2 separate regions of the Mus musculus genome follow, and region 1 is linked to region 2. Evidence: chromatin loops called from intact Hi-C (ENCODE). Cell type or tissue: left cerebral cortex. All regions are shown on one strand.

Evidence for each region. Hi-C counts contacts between places; a loop is a spot of excess contacts. Peaks named below come from ENCODE experiments on the same cell type or tissue, not always from the same donor. Only the 100,000 strongest peaks of a DNase experiment are listed, where the experiment ranks them.
Region 1: it touches region 2 in a loop (2.6-fold over the local background); 26 of 42 quality-filtered maps call a loop at or near these places.

The regions. Positions count from the first base shown.
Region 1 is chr11:5,293,867-5,296,366 of GRCm38, forward strand. All of the region lies in intron 2 of Znrf3 (zinc and ring finger 3), which reads right to left. Among named protein-coding and RNA genes, the nearest start is that of Kremen1, 34 kb to the left of the region's middle. In left cerebral cortex, no CTCF peak of the experiment used is centred here; a DNase peak (open chromatin) is centred at 1,165.
Region 2 is chr11:5,444,058-5,446,557 of GRCm38, forward strand. It overlaps Znrf3 (zinc and ring finger 3), which reads right to left and starts at 790. Exons shown (of 9, transcript NM_001080924.2): 1 at 331-790. The coding sequence starts at 621. In left cerebral cortex, no CTCF peak of the experiment used is centred here; DNase peaks (open chromatin) are centred at 977 and 1,466; H3K4me3 peaks cover 1,664 bases; H3K27ac peaks cover 267 bases.

The DNA of each region.
Region 1 (2,500 bases), 150 kb before region 2:
CAAAAGGTAGATGTTATAGGTTGCATTTATATACTCCATAAGGCCTAACAAAACAGATGTCCCCAGGCCATCTCAACATAATTAACATAGCAGTGAGGAATGGTCTAATTCCATTTGCATTACCATTTACTAATTTAGCTGTTCAACAGTAGTTATTAGTCAGTTACTACGTGTGCTAAGTCCTGGGAACATATATAGCACTGAACAGAAGACAGTGACAGATCTTTGTCCTTATGGAGCACGTCGTCTGCATGTGATGATTGTGGAACAATACCACTCCTGTGGGCAGCACCAGGAAGGTTGGTGTTTAGTTCAGGGGTATAGGGCAAGAGGTGAAGAACACAAGATTGCTTATCCTGTATCTAGAGTGGCTTTCCCGAAATGATCTGTTTTCCTGGCTGCTTTCATCTGGAAGCTCTGCATGTTCTAGAGCTATCTGTGACGCATGTGAAGCATATTCATGTTTGGGCATCTCCAGACTGCCCAGCATTAGAAAGTCTTCCAAAGCAATGCATAGACCTTTCCTGCTGTGAAGCAGGCTTTGTTTGGGTCAATGCTCCATGGTATGCAGCCTGGATGAAAGGATTGTCAACCCTTCTCTCCTATCTTACTCTCGTAGGTGGAAGGACTGATATTTTGCTCTGGTAGCCAATAACTAAATAACACGTACATCCACAACTTAACAGAAATGGTGGTTACTGGTATGAAAACATTCAATTACACAGTTACATCTGTGAACAATTTAAGACAGCCAAATAATTGTGCCATAGGAACTTCAAGGAAGACACAAACAAGGACATTTTGGAAGCATCTACTATAATGCACCTTCATAATCTCCGAGTGAAGCACTCTTTCTTAGGCAAGGAGGTGCTGGGGTCTCCTCCCTTCACCCTGTGAACACACTGACAGAGCTCTCAGATGGGCTTACAGATAGCAGCTTAACCCAAGTGGGCAGAAATGACGACCGTGGGGAATTCATGGTTCTGGAGGCCCAAGGACTGCTTCCCCTGACTTGGCACAAACTTTCTGCTTCAGATTGGGTTTCTCCAAACTTCTGCAGCTATTTCCAGAGCAGGCCAGAGTATATTATCTCAGACACTTGTGGGCCATTTCTTGAGCAGGACAATGTGGGTGCCATGGGCCTATGATTCATTCAATCCGGAGTTTTAAGTTGCTTGTGGTGGTGCATATCTGTCATTCTAGCACTCAGGAGGCTGGGGCAGATGCATCACTGCAAGTCTGAGTCAGTCAGAGGTATAAAGAGTTTATGAATGCATGGTGAGACACTGTCTTGAAAAATCCAAAGAAATGAAACCAAATAAAAGCAATTCTTTCTTCCCTACAACGTGGGCTCCTCTCTCAAGGTAGTGCATGCTAACTAGTCTGTTGCTTCACCCTTACATTTAACTGCTTACCAATCCATAACTTCCAAATCTACTTACTATTTTTCTCCACTGTTGCAACCCTATCACTACCTTGTGAGTTATAACTAGTTTATCCCTGGGGCTCTCCCTACCTAGCCTGTCTTACTGACAGCACAGCACAAGGACCTTTCTCAGTCAGGGATCTATATTGCTTTTAGGGCTGCTTAAAATTTGACTTCCCTTGCTAACTGCTTCCAAACTCAACAGCCTGCTCCCTTTTACCATGTCCTCCTATTGGTTCTGATTGTCCTTCCCACTGCAGGATGTAGCATGCAGCACCTCTAGAGCTCAGCTTTACCTCACTTAACTTGCCCTTCATGGCATTTTCTAACACTTGCACCCAGCTCCATATTGCAGCACCAATCTTCAAAAGCTTCCCACACAAGAGGGCAGCCTGGCCACCAGACTTCTTTACAGTACCCTGCTGCGCTCACACAGCATCAGTTTCACTCGGTAGTAAGCACCATACTTGGGCTTTCCTGCTCCCAACACTGACTACAGCCAACTCCTAACCAATGGGAATCCTGTGGATCCTCCAACTCTTCAATTAGGATCCGTCTGTTTAGCTATGTCTTTTTGGTACTCTGCAATCTGCAGCCTTTAGTCTTCACACTTCAGACTTCAAGACCTGCCTTCTTATCTGCACCATCTTCTGTTGTACTGCTAAGGAGGCTTTTGACTTCTAAGGCACACATGTTGTTTCTGGCCAGTCTTAAACTCCAGTGGCTCTGCCTGTGGCTCTTAGGCCCTGGACTTTGTACACACACATCTCTGGATTTCAAAGCTCTCAAAAAAAAAAAAAAATTCCTGTACATTTAAAGTGTGTGCTGTGTCCCTTCTCTCTCTGGAGGAAAGTGAACTTTCCATAGAATTCCAATGAGGAAAAGCTAGCCAGATGACTACCCTTGGATATGTGCCCTTGGCCTTCCTCTGGCCTAGAGGACTGATGGAATCTATCCTACCACTTGCAAGAGAGAACAAGGCACAGGACCTGTTGAGACACAGAGCACGGCTCTCTAGGAGTACTGGCTGCAGAAACCACAGCGTCACAATTTTTAAACACCAACATGAGAGAC
Region 2 (2,500 bases):
TTGCAAAGTTGGCATTCAACAGGTAGTTCCCGGGACTTTCACCTGAGGGAGAAAAACGTCCCGCCAACTCAAGAGTGCCGCCCAGGCGCCCATGCCCAGCTCAGCGTCCCCACCCCCACCCCGGCGCGGTGCACCCACCGGAGGCCGAGCCCCCACGTGCGCTCGCCTCAGCCGCCGTGCCCCGGAGGCCCCGTCCCGCCCGCCTGGGAGGGATGCCGCCGGGCTCCGCGCCTCCCCCCCGCCCGCCCGCCCGCTAGCCCGCGGCGGGGTCGGCGGGCGCAGCCCCCGGAGCCATCTTGTGGCGGCGGAGCGCGGGGCCCGGGTGGCTACCTGCACGATCTCGCCCTCGGCGCTGAGCATGGCCCCGGCCCGCGAGAAGCGGCCCGTGAGGCCGGTGGTGTGGGTGGTATAGTCGCCGCTCGGGCTCGACTCGAACAGCACCACCTCCACGAACGCCGTCTCCTTGGCCCGCGCCGCGCCGGGCCCCGCGGCCGCCAGCAGCAGCCCGAGAAGCAGCGGCAGCGGCGGCGGCGGCGGCAGGCGACGACCGCGGGGGCCGCGGCGGAGGCGGCGGCGGCGGCGGCCCGGGGCCCCTGGGCGCCCGCCCGAGCGTGGCCTCATGGTCCTGCGGCGGGAGGGCGCGGAGGGCGGGCGCGGCCGGGCATAGTCGCGGGCCGGCGGAGGACCGAGCGCGGGCGGTCGCCTCACAGCACCATCGCGGCGGCGGCGGCTTTGTGGGTCGCAGGCTCTGCTCCGCTCCCCCGGCCGTCGCGCCGCGGCCCTTTCATCTGCTCCACGTGAGGGGTTATCCCCGCCCCCGCAGCGTCGTGACCCGCTCTCCCCTCCCTCCCCGCGCTCGGCCGCGGCCACCTCCGAGGGGAGCGGGTAGGCGGGGCGGGCGCGCCTGCGGCGAGAGGCGGGGCCCAGAGGCCTCGCCCGCCCCGCCCAATCGACTGAGTCCCGCCCCGACTCCGTTCTTAGCCACGCCCCTCCACCCTTGCTCCGCCCAGGTAGTCTTTTTCGGTCACGCCCCTTCCTCTTAGCCACGCCCCCTGGTCTGTACTCCGCCCTCCGCGGCAGACATTTCTCTTGGCAGTTGCTGGAGTACGGGGAGAGTAAGATCCTCAACCTGTTCCCGGGCGGTTTCGCCCCCTCGGCGCACCCTGCTTTGGTGCCGCAATTAGAGTCATTGGGGCGTCAAAGGCCTCGTCCTTCCGTCCAAGGATGCTTCATCCGCAGCTCCGGCACTGCTGGCCACCCGCACTCGGTGCTCGCGCCCTACCACCTCCAGGGACCGCGAAAGGCCCCGGGCGGTCAGTGGCAGTTTGCAACCCGCCGGGACACGTCCAGTTCTTACGTGGGTGTCACATAGACAGTTACCCTCAACTAAAGGAGTGAGGACAGGTGGCGGAGAACTTGAAGAAGTTATCTAGATTCTAATGGAGTTCATCTTTCCGCAGCCCTGGAGACCGTCTCCAACACTCCCTTCAAATCTCACCATGTGCAGAAGGGCGGAAGAGTCAACACGCTTAATGCACAGACTTCTGGTTGCCAAACATACCAAAGACACGTGCTCCGAACCCAGACGTCCCCAGTCACCCAGAAGATAAACTTTTAATTCTCTTCCCCTTTTTGGAACAGGATTTTTCCTTTCTCAGCAAATCTATGAGACTCACAATCCTCCTTTAAAAGCCACATTCAATTTCTACTTCCTCAGTCGTCTTCCCTCCCTGACCTGAATGGCTTTGTTTAAATATTTGCAAATATTTGGTTAGGGTGATCTGCTTCTACTTGCTACCACACCCAAAATATTAAGACAAAAAGAAAAGTCATTGAGTGTTTCCTTGAGTAATCAGCGCATCGAGGTTACAGTTTAAACTGAAAAGGAATGTTTTGCCAATGTGTTGAATAGAAAATACAATTGAAAAGAAATTCACAGAACTGTGTTACTGTGTTTGGACCACCCAAAGCTTTGGCACAGAAGGTAACTGACAAAGCTAGAGTCATTAGTTTCCCCCAAGCCAAGCTTAATCAGTACTGACTGCTCGGGAGCACTGTCATTTCCAAGGATTGTGACTTTACCCACTAAGGCACAGTCCAGTCTTTTTTTTTGTTTTGTTTTGTTTTTTTTTTGTTTGTTTGTCTTTTCGAGACAGGGTTTCTCTGTGTAGCCCTGGCTGTCCTAGATCTCACTTTGTAGACCAGGCTGGCCTCTAACTCAGAAATCTGCCTGCCTCTGCCTCCCGAGTGCTGGGATTAAAGGCGTGTGCCACCACACCTGGCACAGTCCAGTCTTTAAGGGGAAAGCAATTATTATAGCCATGCATAGCTAGCGTTGCAATCCTTAGAAGTATGAAGTCATGAACTGGTGAATGAATATGCAAATATGGTCTATCCATACAATAAAATCGAATTTTTAACATGGTAGAGTTTCAATCGGGGCTGGTGAGATGGCTCAGTGGGTAAGAGCACCCGACTGCTCTTCCAAAGGTCCGAAGTT